2 separate regions of the Homo sapiens genome follow, and region 1 is linked to region 2. Evidence: chromatin loops called from intact Hi-C (ENCODE). Cell type or tissue: tibial artery. All regions are shown on one strand. Links, peaks and the distances in the headings refer to the core of each region. The heading gives the core; the rest is flanking DNA. Region 1 has its middle 9.4 kb from the start of SLC35D1. Region 2 holds the start of C1orf141 (chromosome 1 open reading frame 141).

Evidence for each region. A loop is a pair of places that touch in the nucleus more often than their neighbours do. Peaks named below come from ENCODE experiments on the same cell type or tissue, not always from the same donor. Only the 100,000 strongest peaks of a DNase experiment are listed, where the experiment ranks them.
Region 1: it touches region 2 in a loop (2.0-fold over the local background); 40 of 110 quality-filtered maps call a loop at or near these places.

Annotation. Positions count from the first base shown.
Region 1 is chr1:67,058,904-67,068,111 of GRCh38, reverse strand. No RefSeq gene overlaps it. Among named protein-coding and RNA genes, the nearest start is that of SLC35D1, 9.4 kb to the right of the region's middle. In tibial artery, for the core only: no CTCF peak of the experiment used is centred there; a DNase peak (open chromatin) is centred at 3,850; H3K27ac peaks cover 466 bases.
Region 2 is chr1:67,130,718-67,139,925 of GRCh38, reverse strand. C1orf141 (chromosome 1 open reading frame 141) reads left to right here and starts at 4,956. Exons shown (of 8, transcript NM_001276351.2): 1 at 4,956-4,996; 2 at 8,699-8,784. It also overlaps a transcript of IL23R not described here. RefSeq lists an enhancer at 2,213-2,723. In tibial artery, for the core only: no CTCF peak of the experiment used is centred there; no DNase peak of the experiment used is centred there; H3K4me3 peaks cover 641 bases.

The sequences.
Region 1 (9,208 bases), core at 843-8,842, 72 kb after region 2:
CCTCTACTCTTGTGGCTTTGCAGGTTATAGTCCCCCTCCTGGCTGCTTTCACAGGCTGCAATGGAGTGCCTGTGGCTTTTCCAGGTGTCCAGTGCAAGCTGTCAGTGGATCTACCATTCTGGGGTCTGGAGACAGTGGCCCTCTTCACACAGCTCCACTAGGCAGTGCCCTCGTGGGTACTCTCTGTGAGGGCTCCAACCCCACCTTTCCCTTGTGCACTGCCCTAAGCAGACGTTCTCTATGAGGGCTCCCCTGTGCAGCAGACTTCTGCCTGGACATCCAGGCCTTTCCATACCTCCTCTGAAATTTAGGCAGAGGTTCCCAAACCTCAATTCTTGACTTCTGCACACCCACAGGCCCAACACCATGTGTAAGCTGCCAAAGCTTGGGGCTTGCACCCTCTGAAGCAATGGCCTGAGTTGTACATTGACCTCTTTTAGCCAAGGCTGGTGCGGAAGCATTTGGGATGCAGGGCACCATATCCCAAGGCTGTACACAGTAGGGATGCCCTGGGCCCAGCCCATGAAACCATTTTTCCCTCCTAGGCTCTGGGCCTGTGATGGTGGGGGCTGGGGTCACTGCTATGAATGTCTCTGATATATCCTGGAGACGTCTTCCCCATTGTCTTGGTGATTAACATTTGACTCCTCGTTACTTATGCAAATTTCTGCAGCCAGCTTGAATTTCTCCCCAGAAAATGGGGTTTTCTTTTCTATAGCATTGGCAGGCTGCAAATTTTCCAAACTTTTATTCTCTGCTTCCTCTTGAATGCTTTGTTGCTTAGAAATTTCTTTCCCCAGATACCCTAAATCACCTCTCTCAAGTTCAAAGTTCCACAGATCTCTGGGGCAGGGGCAAAATGCTGTCAGTCTCTTTGCATAGCAAGAATGACCTTTACTACAGTTCCCAACAAGTTCCCCACCTCCATCTGAGACCACCTCAGCCTGGACCATTGTCCATATCACTATCAGCATTTTGGTCAAAGCCATTCAACAAGTCTCTAGGAAGTTCCAAACTTTCTGACATTCTCCTGTCTTCTTCTGAGCCCACCAAACTGTTCCAACCTCTGTTTGTTACCCAGTTTCAAAGTCACTTCAACATTTTTGGATATTTTTACAGCAGTGCTCCACTCTCTGTGGTACCAATTTACTGTACTAGTCTGTTCTCACATGCTAATAAAGACATACCCAAGACTGCATAATTTATAAAGGAAAGAGGTTTAATTGACTCACAGTTCCACAGAGGCTGGGTAAGCCTCAGGAACCTTACAATCATGGCAGAAGCAAATGGGGAAGCAAACACATCCTTCTTCACATGGCAGCAGCAAGGAGAAGTGCCAAACAAAAGGGGGAAAGGCCCCTTATACATCAGATCTTGTGAGAACTCACTCACTATCATGGGAGCAGCATGGAAGTAGCCACCCCCATGATTCCATTACTTCCCACTGGGTCTCTCCCACAACATGTAGGGCTTCTGGGAACCATAGTTCAAGAGGAGATTTGGGTGGGGACACAGCCAAATCATATCAGCATGTTTTTTAATGAAAAAACACAAAATTCATCATCAAATTCATAGAGATTTTCTCCTGTTTTCTTCTAGAAGTTTTATGGTTTTAGGTTTTACATTGAGACCTATGATCTATTTTTAGTTAATTTTTATATAAGCTGTGAAGTATATGCTGAGGTTCCTTTCTGGCATATGAACATCCAACTATTCCATCACTATTTATGTAAATGACTATTCTTTTTCCATTGAAATTGTGTGCCTTTGTCAAAAATTAGGCAACCATATTTGTGTATTTATTTCTGGGTTCTCTATTCCACCCCACTTATCTATATGAATATCCTTATGCTAGTACCACAGTCTTAATTACTGTAGCTTTATAGTGACTCACGAAATTGGGTAGTGTGGGTTCTACAAGTTTTTTCTTCTTATTTATAATTTTTTGATCATTCTATTTTCTTTGTCTTTTCATATACATTTTAGAATAATCTTGTCATTATCTATAAAAAATCTTGCTGGAATTTTGATAGGAATTACCTTAAAACTGTAGATACATTTGGAGAGAATTAATATCCTAACAATATTGAGCATTTCTATCAATGAATAGTATAGCTCTTCATTTATTTAGTTCATTCATTTCTTTTTCCAGTTTTGAGAAGACCACTTCGATAAGGAGACATTTGAGTTAAGACCTGAATTAAGTGAGGAAGTGAACCATCTGTAGAAAGAGTGTTTCAGGCAGGCAGTATAATAATAAGTGCAAATAGTGTTTCAGGCAGGCAGTATAATAATAAATGCAAAGGCCCTGAAGTAAAGTGTGGTTGAAGTAGTCTAAGAACAGTAAGGAGGCTAGAGGAGGAGGTGGGAAATTCTTGTTTGATTCCTGGTAGCATTACTCCAACAATTATTTCTTCACCCCAGCAGCAGCAAAGTCTTCCCATAGCAGTAGCTGAATGGAGTTTGTAGTTCTTCTTGAATTTGCAGAATTAGCCTCATTACCACACCACCCCTGCCACCTCCCTTACCACCCTCATTAGTGAACAGCACCAGCCAGTGGAGTGGAGTGAAGTGGTGTGAAGAGGAGTAGAGGATCTTATCACAAAAGTAACAAGAGGCCAGATTATATAAGGTCTTACAGCCACTGTAAGGCATTGAATTTTATTCAGAGAAAGAACAGAAGTGATTGAATGTTTTTGAGCAGAGGAGTGATATCTGACTTATCTTTTAAAAGATCATTGAGTGCTGTGTGCAGAAAGGATTGATGGGAAAATATGAGTCCAAGATGGAAGCAGGGAACTAATGATGAGACAATTACAATATTTCAGCAAGAGCAGATGGTGGCTTGGACTAAGGCATGAGTACAGGAAGTAATAAATGTTGGAATATAGATCTATTTTAAAGATAGCACTGATGTGAGTTGCTGAGGGTTAGATGTGGGCTGTGAGAGAAAGAGAGGAATTAAAGGTTTTTGTTCCAAGCAACTAGAAGGATAGCATGTCCATCAACTAAGTTGGCGAAGACTGTGAGAGTAGAGGTTTCCAAATTGTTTATCTAGTTTAGAATGAATAGGCAGGGGAAAAAAGATTCTAAAATATTTATTAAATATTTATTAAATTTTAAGTACAGAATCTAAGAACCTGCATCATACATCTTAGTACATTCTAATAGCAACCATCCGGGATAAACAGCAGCCTATGCATTATGGCTTGAATGTGAATGGTGAGGGTAAGGCAATAGGCAGAGGGGAGGAAAATAATATTTTAATTAGTAACTCCAGTTATTATGCCTCTAAAGGAGCATGTAGGAATGATATCTGGGGCTCAGGAAGACCTCACTGAAGATTATGTACTTTACTTGAGACTTAAAGGAGTTAGCCAGAGGAGGAAGTTGGAGTTTGTAGGAATGGGAGGTTAGTCCATAAGCCAAGTGATGAACAGATGCAAAGGTCCAAGAATGAGAAGATGTGTTTGACAAAGTAAAAGAACAACAAGCATAAATAGAGAAGGGAGAGCAAAATTGAGAGTATTGTGAAATAAAGCAGGAGATAGATTTTATTCTAATAACCAGATCTGCATTTTTCTTTTTTTTGAGATGGAGTCTCACCCTGTTGCTTAGCCTGGAGTGCAGTGGTGTGATCTTGGCTCACTGCAACCTCCACCTCTGGAGTTCAAGTGATTCTCCTACCTCAGCCTCCAAAGTAGCTGGGATTACAAGCATCCGCCACCATGCCCAGCTAATTTTAGTATCTTTAGTATAGATGGGGTTTCAGCATGTTGGCCAGGCTGGTCTCAAACTGCCGAACTTGTGATCTGCCAGCCTTGGCCTCCCAAAGTGCTAGGATTACAGGTGCGAGCCACGTGCCTGGCCCAGATCTGCATTTTTACAGAATGAATTGGAGAGGAAGAGTCATCTATCCTGAAGACTAGTTAGGATGTCATTGCAGACATCTTGATAATGATGGCTATGGTAGTGGATTCAGACTTGAGAGATATTTAGCAGCTTATATATGGCAAGTTAGAAGAGACAGGTTCTGAGAATGACTACTAGACTTCTAAGGTGGCAACTTGGCATATGGCGATATGTTTACTAAAATGGGTGTGCCACATATTAATTGTCTCTCAGCTGGAAACCTACTCTTCTATATTCTACTTTGTGAAGCTGATGCTTGTATTTTGCAAAACACATTTCTGCTTTGCTGGCTGGCTCTACGTAAACTCTTCCATACGTGGCACTAGAGGGATACTGGGTAGCTGGAGGAGGAGAAAAGAAATGCTTTTTCCCATGTGCTTCCTAGTAGCCTCAGTCTAGCAATGATTCTTCGTCCCAGAAGTAGCAAGTTCTTCCCTTAGCAGTAGTTGAATTCAGTTTGCAGTTTTCCCTAAATTTAGAGAACAGCCTATATCACAACACTGTGTTCCCGTTCCACTCCCCCTCCTACCCTTCCCGCCCCTACTCCCCTCCCACCCCACGTGACACTAAGCCCACAGCACTAACCAGATAGTGCTCTCTCTTCAAAGGTCTGAATTTCAGGCTTATGGGGATCCTCTTTTGAACCCAAAGACCCTAGAATCACTTGAGCAGCATTTCTTCCTCAGAAATCTTGAGTTTTAGCTATTGGAGTTCCCCTTCTAAGTTTCTAAGTTTTGATAATTCTAGCCTCTTTCCTTTGTTCCCTCAGCCCTTCCTGCAGTTGCTACCTCCACGATACCTTATGGTTTGGGGGGCTTTTGAAGTGTTTCTTTTTAAACTTTCATTTACCTAGTTAACATTTTTTAATGTAAAATTATCTCTAATCAAATAACGTGTGGTTTCTGTCTCTTGACTGGACCTTGATTGATATAGAAATTGGTTCTAGAATAGACTTTAGAAGTTGGGATTTGGGATTTGTTTGGTTCTGTCCTTGAGCTTGAATGAAGTGCTGAGCTCCCCACTAATGTGAAATAAATTCTGGTAACCCATGTCATGCAGAAGTATCATGATTCATTAAATTGTCACCTGCAGTTAATTGTGATGATATTCCTACTGAACCAAGTGCCTTAGGAGCATGGGCCTGCTACATCTAACTGTTAGCAGTAGTAATGACTGTGAGGACTGTGGTGTGGGATAGATTCTTGAGTTTAATAAAACACATACAGAAAGAATAACAAACTCAGGTCTTTACATTCTTCATAAAGTCTCATTAGAGTGCCAAAATGATTCTATGGCAGTCCTAAAAGAATCTCTCTTTTCTTGCAGCCACAGGGCTGATATTGTTAAAAATAAAAAAAGGCTTAATAGGCCAGTTTACAATTTTTACAACATCAGTTGAATTTACAACCTTGCTAGGTCTCTCATGTAGAAGTTAAAAAAAATGGAAAGAAAATGACCCTAAAACTTGGAATGAGTACACATTTGTTTGGGCTTAAATGGGGTTAAGAATTTTGAATTGTCAAGTCATTTTGAGCCTCTTCTGACAGTGGGAGCCTCCTGTGTCTGACAGATTAGCCTTCTCTTGCTTGAAAACTCTATCCACTATACCCATAACTAGGTCAGATATCAACACACCCCAAAGAGCCAGCATGAAGTTTAACTTAGGAGGAAGCAGGTGGTAAACCAAAAGAATTGCAAGATTTTTCTAATTTATATCACCATCAACCTAGGGAATATGTATAGGAATGGAGCTTAAGGAAGATGAAATATAACACTGGATTCGGCCAAACGTATTGATAAGGGTGTACTTACCTGAGGTTCTGGATTTAATGTGTTGGCTCATGCAGGTGGAAGCATTCCAACAATTTAATATGTTTGTTTACTGACAGTTGGGCACAACAGCAGGGTCTATTTAATGAGGTTGAGATACCAGAACTTTCCATATTATAATGTTGAGGAAAAGATTCCAGTGCTTAGGGAAACAGGAATGGTGGAGCATATTTATCACATGTAATCTACACACCCATCCCTCAACATCCTTGAGAGAATCCAGAGGAAATCCCATAACTGACATGTGGAGAAACACACTTGTGTATAGACCATGTACATCCTTGAGAAGTTCTGTTGTGGCTGTGCTCTGTAAGCTAGGTATAATGGGAATTTTCAGTATTGAGATGGGCTCCGCAATTTAATAGAGATGTTGGAAGTTCTGGAGTATCAGAGGCAAGCAGTAGTACTTAACCACAGAAGACAAGGTAGGGGGCATATTTATTATAAAAGGAAAGCAGTAACATAGTGGTAATCATAGTTTTAAGCCATAGGAATTTTGGGCAGTATCCTATTGATTATAATGTCCCTAAGAATGAAATAGTTAGACAACCTAGTAAAATGGTCCTTAATCTCTATAACAGTAAAAACCAGACCTGACAGCAAAGAAAACTGACTGGAGTCTCAGAAATGGACAGTCACGGTCTTTTATTCAGTTTCCAGACCTAAGCCATGTACAATACGAGAATCTCTTGGATTGAAGGAGAGATCAGGTCTCTTTGAGGAAGGCCCTATATCATAGCCACAAGTGTATACTGTATATCTTCTTTCAAGTCTTCCTCAAAGGAAACTGCTGCCATTTACTAGGGTGACTGTGTAGTAACAAAAAGGAAATACCCAGACCTTTTGTGGGATTATCAAACACTGGCCAACCGATACTAATTCCTGGGCACTTACAGTCCTGCAGTCTACCAGTTAAACTGGGGGCTTATGTAGCGTCTTAGTCAGTTCAAGCTGTTTTAATGAAATATTACTGGGTAGCTTATAAACAACAGAAATTCATTTCTCCCAGTTGAAGGCTGGGAAATCCAAGATCAAGATGCAGGCTGATTTGGTGTCTGGTGAGTGCCTGATTTCTGGTTCATAGGTGGTATCTTCCAGCTGTGTCCTCACATGTTGGAAGGGGTAAAGGGTCTCTCTCAGGGCTCTTTTGTAAGGGTACCAATTCTTTTCATGAAGTCTTCACCCTCCTGACCTAATCACCTCCTAAAGACCTCACCTCCTAAAACTATCACCTTAGAGGTTAGGATTTTGTGAACATTGTCAGATTCAAAATGTAGTCACTTGTGTCAAACCCTAGCAAAATGGAGCTAGAGAAGGCTATGCTGGTAGGGCTCTCACACACAGTTTGCCTGATAACACAAACTATCACAGGACATTTTTCCAAACCACAGTTTACTACGTGAGTCACACAAAGACAGCTGGCAGCACAAGGACAGCTAGCCGCTTACACAAGAACACATGCCTGACACACTGACTCACAAACCCAATTCTAAATGTAAAGGCCTAACTGAAACTCCAAGATTACAAGTCCTTCCTAAGGACCACTGACATTCACATATCAAAACTCTTCAGCTCTTGTAAGATGCTGCCAGCACCAAAAAACTTTCTTTTAAAACAACTTGCATAAATCTCCTCTTTCTCCAATAAAATCCTAACCTTTTACTCTGTTCTCCATATATACTGGAGGCCATCCTGGTTTGTATATATGTCCCAAATTACAATCCTACGTCTTGTATACTATTCCCAAACAAAACCTTTTTACTTAGAGATTCATCTCTATTTTCACATGACAATTTCAATACATGAATTTGTTGGGGGACACACACATTTAGACTATAGAAGTGAGTCAGGTGATAATTGGAGACCTAGCCCAACTTTGAAACACGATGTGCTCAGTAGGTCCACAAATCCACTGTGTGTTTTTGTCTCCAGCTCTTGAATGTATAATTGGAAGAGACATATGTTTAGGCATAATAGATATGCTAGGCAGCTGGTAAAATCCTCACAGTGTCTGTGTGACCCATGGAATAAGGACCACGATAGTAGAAAGAGGAAGCCTCTGGAGCTTTCCTTCCCTTTCAGGACAGTACAAAAAAAGATATGCCACATCTTTAGAGGAGTTGCAGAGATTAGTGCCATCATCAAAGACTTGAAAGATGGATGAATCCTATCACATCTCCATTTAAGTCACCTGTTTGTCCAATGCAGAAGAGAAATCTTAGCAAATAACTGAGTGTGGTTATAAACTTAATCAGGAGGTGACTCCAATGTTAGTTGATGCTCCAGACGTAGTGTTACTAGGGCAAATCACCATGACATTTCCTGACACCTAGTGTGTAGCTATTAACATGGCAAATGTTTTGTCTCTATATTAATTTATAGGGTCCAACTAAAACAGTTTACCTCTTACATGTCAGGGCCAGCAGTATAGCATCATTGGATTGACATCCAATCTTTTACTCTTTGCCATAATATAGTTCACAGAGATCTTGATCATCTTAATATTCTCATACAAAATAAACTGGTTCAACACATTGATTAAATTATGTTGTTCAGATCTGATAAATGCAAAGTAGTAAGCATTTTGGATGGCAAAATAAGACAACTAGGATCTCAACTGTCAGGATTCATTACCTGATACAGTGAAGAACAATAGAGAAGCAGAATGTTGGAGTAAAAGGGATAATGACAAGATTAGTTTCAGGCATGTTGAGCAGCATAACAGAGAGTTATCCAAGTGAAGATATTCAGGAGGCAGTCAGACACATTAATCTGGAGTTAGAGAGAACATAAGTAATGTAGATTTGGTAAGCACTGGCAAACAATAAGTCATAACTGAAACCATGGAATGGAATGAGATTTAGTAAGAATACATAGAATAGAGAAGACCCAAGACTGAGCCCTGAGGAATGTAAAACTTTAAAGGTCTGTGAGAAGAGGAGGAACCAGCAAAGCAGGATGAGAAGGAGCAGCCAGAGTACGAGGAGAGGTTTCAGAGAGTATGGGGCTTCAGAAGTCAAGGGAAGAGGGTGTAGCTAAAAGAAGGGAGAATATCAGCAATGTAAATGCTGTAGAGTGGTCAAGCAGGAGGACTAAGAGTGCTCATTGGGTGTAGTCCCATGGAGGTCATGGGTAACTTTGCAGTGAACAGCTTCAGTGTATTGGAGGGGGTAAAACTAGTTTGGTGGGGGTTAAAGAGTGCTTGCAGGGTGATTATACAGAGAGCAGAACCACAGTAAATAGGTGGATAGTGAGGTCAATTCACTAAAATTGGAGATTCAAAGAAGCAACTTATTTGGGAGAGATTTATATAAAGTTCAGTTGTAAATACATTGAGCTTGAAATGTCTTCGTATTTCCAGTGCCTAACTTGGTGTCTGGTATGCTATTTGTGAATGAGTCATGATTGACTATGACTTCAACACATTACTGTTCCTTTATCCTGCTTATCCTTCTTCATAGGGTTG
Region 2 (9,208 bases), core at 331-8,330:
CCATTAATCTGTTAACCCATAATTCATTAATCCATTCATAAGGGCTCTGCCCTTATGACCCAAGAACCTTTTAAAGGCCCCACCAAGCTGGGTGCAGTGGGTCTTTCCTGTAGGACAGCTACTGGAGAGGCTGAGGTAGAGGATGCCTTGGGTCCAGGAGTTTGAAACTAGCCTAGGCAACATAGCAAGACTTTATCTTTATTTTAAAAAATATAAATTAAGGCCTCACCTCTCAATACTGCCACACTGGAGATTAAAGTTCAACATGACTTTCGGAGGGGACAAATATTCAAACTGTAGCAGATGCTATACAAATGAATATGTTTACTGTTGTGATCTTTAAAAACATAAGTAAATATTAAGTTGTGGTCTTTAATAGAAGAAAAAGACTTATGGGGAAAAAGCCTAGGACTGAAGAAGTCAAATTTTTGTGAATATGAGTTTTCTTAGAACTTATAATCAAGTTCAGGTAGCAGTTTTTGAGCTATGTTGTGTGGACTGTGTGGTGACAGGGAGAGTGCTGGAGGCATAGAAACATAATGAACGTTTCATGTACCTGCTTTTTGCTAGGCACTGTGCTTGGCCTAGCAAAAGTAAATGACTGGTAAATCATTTACTTCTCAGACCAGCCCTCTGAGATAGTTAATCTATCCATTTTATGGTTTCCTTTCATTTGACAAATATTTGTTGAGCATATTATCAGTCTCTAGGCTTACTTCTATAGAAAAATAAATCAGACTGGTTTATACACAAAGAGAACTTACTGGATCATGTTAGCTGAAGAGGTCTAGAGTAGCTCTAAGTTCAGTGATCGCTTGACCCTGGGCTCAAATGATACTGCCCAGGTCCAGCTCTCAGTTTTCTTCCCCTGGATTGACTCCACTCTTAGGATCTTCATAGTGGCTCCCATAGCATAAGGCTCAAATTGTCATAACAGGCAGACTAGAAGAGGAAGTCTTCTTCCCTGAAGGCTCAAAGTCCCGGAATAAAATTGTCTGGGCCCTGACTGGCCTCCCATTAGTCACCTGCTTCTCCCTGAGCCAGTCACTGTGGTCAGGGTGTTGTGATCTCATTGGCCTAACATAGATAACTTTCTCCATCCTTAGAACCAGGGGGCTGCAGAAGTTCTGAAGTCCCTGTGCTGAGGGAACAGCATGAAAAGACACAGATATAAAAAGCCCAAAACTTTGTGAAAATTCCCATTAAGTTACAAGGTAGTCACTTTCTGTACCATGGGTTTGCTGAGATAAAGCTAGAAAGACAATCAGAACTCAGTTCAACATAGAATGGGCTCAGATGGTAGAAGTTCTATATTCTATGCTGCATGGTTTTGACTGAATTTGGAAGGGAATGTCAAGCCTAGGAAGGAAACAAAGGGAGAAAAAAAACACACACACAAACAAGAAAGAATCCCAGGGTACAATGATATTTACAGCAGGCAGAGGAAGAAAAGTAGGAGAGAGTTGTGTAATTGAAGCCAAGGGAAGGGAATGTTTCAAAGAGCCAGAAGTAAAACGTGTCCAATTCAGAAGAATTGTCAAGTAACATAGGACCTGAAAGACGTCCATTGGATTCACAAATAAAAGAGACAGAAGGTCATTAAGTGACCAACTAGCACATTATCTAGAATAAGAGAAGTAATGGGCAGAAGGGATAACAGGTAGTGATCAGAGAGGACCTGTTAGAGCTTAATATTTCAGAGTTAGGGGATAATGAAGTAAAGATAGCTTTAATCTGGAAAGATAATGAGTTTTGAGGCAAAACTATTGGCTTAATGGATTTATTATGGAAAGGAACATTGGGAAAGTCCCCAAATCTGTAAAAGTGAGAAATGCCTGGGAATTTGTTAGTAAATATGTATGGGGAGATAGTTGTCATTAACCTCAGAAGAGGCAGCTTTTCCTAAGGAAGAAGAAACTTAAAGATGTGAAAGGAACATTAGGAATGGTGAAGAATACTGACACTTCTCCCAGGCTTCATGGTTTGTGTAGGGCAAGGGAAAAAAAATGCTCTTTTCTCAAGAGAGGACAGAAGGCAGGGGTGGAGAATCACAGGCTTTTCACCATTTGGGGATGATTAAGTACAAATTTTGATACTTTCTAAACCTAGTAGGTATATAGTAAAGAATTTATAGGAAAGACTCTCTTGCCCAAAGAAAAGAAAGTCCGGCCTTTGCCCTTGCCTTCTGAGATATAATCTCTGGGCCCTAGGAATGTTATGCCTGATAGAAAGAGCTTTATTTGCCTGGAGACCTTGAGTCATATGAGATAGTCTAACAATGTGATTTAGGATGGGGAGGTGGCCACACCTGCATAGTCTTAGAGTAGGGACTGGCCACTCCAGAAAGATCAACAATGTGACTTAAGGCAAGGGCTTTGGGTCACGTGGTATCCATCAACTTGGAGATAGAGATTAACCATGTGGTTAATCAACCGATTATGCCTGTGTGATGAAGCCCCACTACAAACTCTGAACACAATGATTGGGTGAGCTTCCCCGGGTGGCAGATCTCCATGTGTGCATTGTCATTCAACAATGCTAGGGAGTAACCTGTCCTGACTCCACAGGAAGAGGACAATAAAAGCTCCACATTTGTTATTTCGGGACTGACTCTGCCCTGTGAACTTCTTTCCTTGGCTAGTTGTAATCTGTAACCTTTCCCTGTAATAAACTATAACCCTAAATACAATAGCTTTCAGTAAGGTCTGTGAGTCTTTCTAGCAAATTATCGAACCTGAGGGTTCTATTCAGGGTTTTGACGGCCCCCTGAACTTGGTGTCAGAAGTAAGGGCAGTTTTGGGGAATGTGCTTTCTAACTTTGTAGTTGGCCTACTTCAAAGGAAGCAGGAAAAAGTCTGCAGATTTTATTTTCTTTGTTTTCTTATAGTATACAGTTTATATTTTAAGAAATCTGTATACTTTTAAAATAAAACATTCATTAGGCTCCTTTACCCAGTATTTATCTATAATAGGTTCATGAACTCATTCAGTAAATACTGAATTTAACTGAGAGCAATTAAAGTAGTTAGGAAAAAATCCACTTGAATTCTTTTTTGTGTACATTTACCAAACATTTGTTATTAAAGAGAAAATACTTTGTACTTTGTGTTATATTAATAATTGTATTACTAATTATAAGATGCTGGGCAAATCACATAGTTTCTTTGAATTTCAGTCAGGTCTTTTCTAAAATCAAAGATAATACCCTTTCCATAGATACGAATTAAGGTTTAAGAATGAAAAGTAAAGGATGAAATTAGAACTATTTTAAAGTTGTAGCCTAGTACCTGACATGCAGAACGTGTTCCATAAATATTAACTGAGATAATGATAATATTCTAAGAATTTCATAAGATTCATGCTTTACAAATTTTATTGACTGAAGATTAATGAGTAGCTAACGTTTCTGAACTGAATTCTTAAGAAGCTAATTTTCACCTCTGTACAAATTTTTGAGCTGAAGGTATTACAACAATCTTAGACAAATCACCACTATCAACTAGATTCCAGTTATCAATTCCATACAAACCATTGTTCCTGAATGTATATGGCTTAAAAAATATAATAGAATCAAGCTACCTTGGCCAGTCGCAGTGGCTACTCACATCTGTAATCCCAGCACTTTGGGAGAACAAGGCAAGAGGATCACTTGAGACCAGAAGTTCAAGACTAGCCTGGGCAACATAGTGAGACCCCTGTCCTTACAAAAAAATAAAAATAAAAAAATTAGCCTGGCATAGTGGCATGCACCTGTAGTCCTAGCTACTAGGGAGGCTGAGGTGGGAGAACCACTTGAGCACAGGCGATTGAGGCTGCAGTGGGCTATGATCACACCACTGTGCTCCAGTCTGGGCAACAGAAAAGAATCAAACTACCTTCTACTTTTAATGATTGTATTTTTGTTTTTTAAATATTTGAAATAAATTGATTCCAGTGTTTTCATGCATTGACTATTAATATCAATTTCTAGCCAAATTTGGATTGCTACATAACTATACTTTTTTTTTTTTTTTTTTTTTGCAGTTTTGCCATTGCCACTAGCACAGACTTGTGATGATTAATTCTGGTGCTTTTTTTCCTTTTCTTCTCACAGATGTTGAAGTGCTGTTTTTTAAAGCTTTTCCCCCTATTTTGATGCATCAGATAAGGTACATTCTTGGAATGATGAACAACCCCTGACTTAAAATGTAACCAATATTGTGAAATTCCCCATCATTTTAAATTAAATACAAGCTGTTTTCAAGTCAGTCATTTTTAGATTATGGCTCTAAAAATAAATGATTCCCATGGCCTTAGTGCATTTTCTGCTCACACAAGTGAGCAATAAGGACAAATGGTTCCTTAGGATACAGTAAATACAGCAGAATGTATGTCAGTGTATCTCCATTATGTCTCATAAAAATGCTAAGTGGTATGTGTGTGTGCAGCCAAGTCTGCTACACAACTTGCGTAATACAGTGGTGATTTTACTAACCACACGGGAGGTTTCTTGGCCTTGGAAATAAGAATGGTTTTTTGTTGTTGCTGTTTTTAATATCATAAGCCATGAAAGCAATCTTCCATCAAATATTCAAATATAAACTGTTGACTTCCATTCAGACCTGCAAGCTGTATGGTGGACTTTGTAAGCTTCTTTTTGAAATTCGATGTTTCCAGGAAAGCACAAAAGGAGAAAGGAGGTACAATAAGGGGAAACAAAGTCACTGTTCCCCAGTTCTTTTTACTTGATCTTCTTCTTTTACTTGACTCTCCTTCCACTCCTTCAGCATAATCGGTTTTAATATCCGTAAGCATCTGGGGAGTCACCTGGGCTTTTAGTGACAAAAGTCTGTGGGCGAAGCCCCTCTGAGAAGAGAACTCTGCTCTCTAGGCCTTTCAGAGGTAGGCAGAGCTCGGCAACCGGTTTCTACGGACCGAGGACGCGTTGCTAAGGGACTGAAGGGTGGGGGCGGGGCGAGTAACCCGCGGAGCCAGAAGAGGGAGGAAAGGAGATGAGGTTTGTTTCAGGGTGCGGAAGGGTTGGAAGAGTTGAAAATCAAAATTTGCATGAGGGTGGGAGGCGAAATAGGAAAAACGTCGTTTTACATAAACGGCCTTTCTGTCCCCGGAGTCGGTGGGACGTTCTCCAGCGGGGCCTGGACCGGGAGAGTGTGGTTGAGGTCAGGCAAGTGTGGGACCGCGGCGAGAGGCGAGCCCGGGGGGCTCTTCCAGGTTCGCGGAAGAACCCTTTGCATCTTCTAAACTAAATATTAATGAGCTTCCTCAATGTTGCCCTTAATTTTGCTTTCCCATGAAACGACCATAGGCATAGAGCGTTTGAGTCGGGCTTCCTATGTTTCCAGCGAGATGGAGGCACCTGGGGGAAGGTGACTCGGGGCCGGGCAAGAGATGCGAGAGGCTCTGGGGGCCGCTTAATTGATACATTTCCAAATTGACGACTCCCAACATCCTGGAATGGATGGTGGAAGCTGATCGCCCCTGCGGTAATTGTGCTGCGATTTCGAGCTGGCTAATCAATTCTTGCAATCATTATCTGATTAGTCGCCCACAATAATACTCCACAATCCACGTACATCATAGTTTTAAAATTCCTTAGTAGTTTTTCTTAGAAACTTCCCTTCCAGGCCGGCGCGTTGGCTTACGCCTGTAATCCCAGCACTTTGGGAGGCCAAGGCGGGCGGATCACTTGAGGTCAGGAGTTAGAGACCAGCCTGGCCACAGTGGCGAAACCCCGTCTCTACTAAAAATACAAAAATTAGCCGGGCATGGTGGTGGGCGCCTGTAGTCCCACCTACTGGGGAGGCTGAGGCAGGAGAATCGCTTGAACCTGGGAGGCGGAGGTTGTAGTGAGCTGAGATCGCAGCCACTGCACTCCAGCCTGGGTGACAGAATCAGTGAGACCGTCTCAAAAATAAAAATAAATAAATAAGGGACAAGAAAATGCATAATGCGGAACTAAGCACATAGGTCGGGTTTTTAAATTAGTTCTCAGTGCCTGGGCTGTACTAGCTTGCTGGGACTGTCATGACAAAACATCATAGACAGAGTGGCTAAACAACAGAAATTTGTTTTCTTACAGTTCTAGACACTAAAAGTTGGAAATGGAGAGGTGGGCAGGGTTGTTTTCTTCAGAGGCCTCGCTCCTTGGCTTGGGGTGGTGGCTGCCTTCTCACTGAATCTTCACAACGACTTTCCTCTGTGTATCCTCGGTGTCCCAATCTCCTCTTCTTATATGACACCAGTCATACTGGCCAGAGGCCTACCCTAACAACCCCATTTTAACTTTACTCTTTAAATGCTGTATGTCCAAATACAATCACAGTCTGAGATCCTGGGGCCTAGGACTTCAACATACGAATTTAGGGGCAACATAATTCAGCCTATAATATGGGCCATTTATCAACATTTTAGATTTAAAGAAAAAAGATTCCCCTAAGTCTATCCTTGGAATGTGAGATGGAGATAACTCAGCCAGTTATCTAATTATTGAGTAAACATTAATCATTTAACAGATGAAGTGAGTCCCTACTGTGGTCTCAGTAGTGGACTGTGTCAGATAAGAGTGTAAGAAGTGGCCTCGTCCTCAAGGAGTAAGCATTTGAACTGATAAAGCCACATAATGGAAGTGAATTTTAATTTAAGCCTGCATTTTCTAGATAATTTCTCAGGCCTTTAGTTTGTAACTTTAGAGATTCTTAGTTTTCCTGAGTTGTTTAGAACTTGCTGAAGAACTCTTCTCAGCTGAGCCTATTATATTGACGACACTGGGTTTTGTTATTTTTTGTTTGTTTGTTTTTAGTCCCAAAGGTGCTGTTAAAATAAAATTGTTCTCTTAAAATATTTAAGACATTTTTATTTTAGATATGACTTAGTCTCTGATATGCTAATAATATTGACCTACAATTTTTGTTGAGAGCAAGTTTTTGCAGTGAGGCCTGTAGATGATTCACTGTGAGAGTAATTGGGAATTCATTCTGCCCCAATTGGCATGGCCTCTATTTCATTGTGTTCTTTAAAAACAAACGAACAAACAACAACAAAAAACTGTCACTACTGTGCTAGAAATTAAGAACATAAATCCAAGTTTCCTTTCAAAACAATTTTACCAAGTTTAGATTGGCAATAACCCCATTTTATAATAATACACTCAACTTTTTATTTCATCTTCCAGTAAATCATTATGAAGTAACATCATTTATTACAGATAAACTAGGATTACTCTTCCTAAAAATTTATATTCAGAGACATCTCCAAATTAAATTGTAATTTTCAAATCCCCGTTAGATGTAAAACGCTTTGCCTGAGGCTGAGAGTCGGAGGTGGATAAGTCAATTCTTGCTTCAAATGAGCTTTCAACCCAGTAAGGAAGAGATCTGTCAAAGAGTAAACCTCTTTTTTTTTTTTGAAATGGAGACTCGCTCGTCACCCAGGCTGGAGTGCAGTGGCACGATCACACCTCACTGCAACCTCCGCCACCTGGGTTCAGGTTATTCTCCTGCCTCAACCTCCAAAGTAGCTGGGATTACAGGCGTGCGCCACCATGACCAGCTAATTTTTTTTTGTATTTTTAGTAGACACAGGGTTTCACCATGTTGGCCAGGCAGGTCTCGACTCCTGACTTGAAGTGATCCACCTGCCTCAGCTTCCTGAAGTGCTGGGATTACAGATGTGAGCCACCACGCCCAGCGAGTAAACCTCTTAAAACCTGGTGTAGTGGCTCTTGCCTGTAATCCCAGCTACTCAGGAGGCTGAGAGGCTGGAGGATTGCTTGAGGCCAGGAGCACACAATAAATAGACTGTCACCGAGACAAGGAATGAGACAATGCCAAGGAAAGTTTCATAGAAGAGGTAGTCATGACTGGGCACTGTAATCCCAGAACTTTGGGAGGCCGAGGTGGGCGGATCACAAGGTCAGGAGTTTGAGACCAGCCTGGCCAATATGGTGAAACCCCATCTCTACCAAAAATACAAAAATTAGCTGCGTGTGGTGGCGGGCACCTGTAATCCCAGCTACTCAGGAGGCTGAGGCAGGAGAATCACTTGAACCCGGGAGGTGGAAGTTGCAGTGAGCCAAGATTGTGCCACCGCACTCCAGCCTAGACTGCGAGACTCCATCTCAAAAAAAAAAAAAAAAAAAAAGAAGAGGTAGTCTTCATACCATATTTCATAAAGAGTAGGCTTTTGACTGGAAGACATGTGGGAGAACATTCTGAGTAGAAGGAAATGCAGGAGTGAATGGTGTGCTTGAGAAAAGGGCAGGACGTGTCCAGGAAGTAAGAGTGGTAGAAAATGGTGGAACAGAAAGGGGAAGGAGGAATAAACTAGAAAGGTGGGCTGAGCCAGATCCTGGACTATCTTTTCTTGGATGGTCTCATATGTCATCTGAAGAGTTTGGGTATTCTTCAGGTTATGAGAGCAAGCCAAGGTTTGTGGGCTGGAACTGGTCCTGATCAGTGTCCTGTTTAAGAAAGACAGCTCTGATGGCATTGCGTTTGTTTGTTTTTGGTTTTTGAGAAGGAGTCTCACTCTGTCACCTAGGCTGGAGTGCAGTAGTGTGATCTTGGCTCACTGCAACCTCCATCTCCCGGGTTCATGGGATTCTCCTGCCTAAGCCTCCAGAGTAGCTAGGATTACAAACATGCACCACCATGCCCAGCTAATTTTCTTTTCTTTTTTTGTATTTTTCTTTTTTTAATAGATTTCATCATGTTGGCCAGCCTGGTCTCAAACTCCTGACCTCAAGTGACCCGCCTGCCTCAGCCTCCCAAAGTGCTGGGATTACAGGTATGAGCCACTGCGCCCAGCCCATTTAATATCGTCTTGATTCATTTTGCATTAAAAGATTAGTAGTTAGTTTATGCAAAGTAGTTGGGGAACACCATCATATTAGTACTGATGTTCCTTTGCTCTCAGCATTTATTTGAGGAGACACAAAATAGGCCCTTGATGAACTTATGAAATATAATGATGAAAGCAAGCAAGTTAATCTATAGTGTTTCCTCACCTCCACTTTTTCCCAGGGCCATTTATCCATTAGGCACCATTGGCACATTGCCAAAGACCGATGGGAGAAAAGAATTTGCAAACTGAAAAAATTGTATTAGTTTCAAAATATGAAATTAATACTACAAAACTAACATTCAGTCAATTTCATTAACCGGCAAATTTAGTATTCATAAAACTGTTGTTGACCCTTGAAAATAATTGG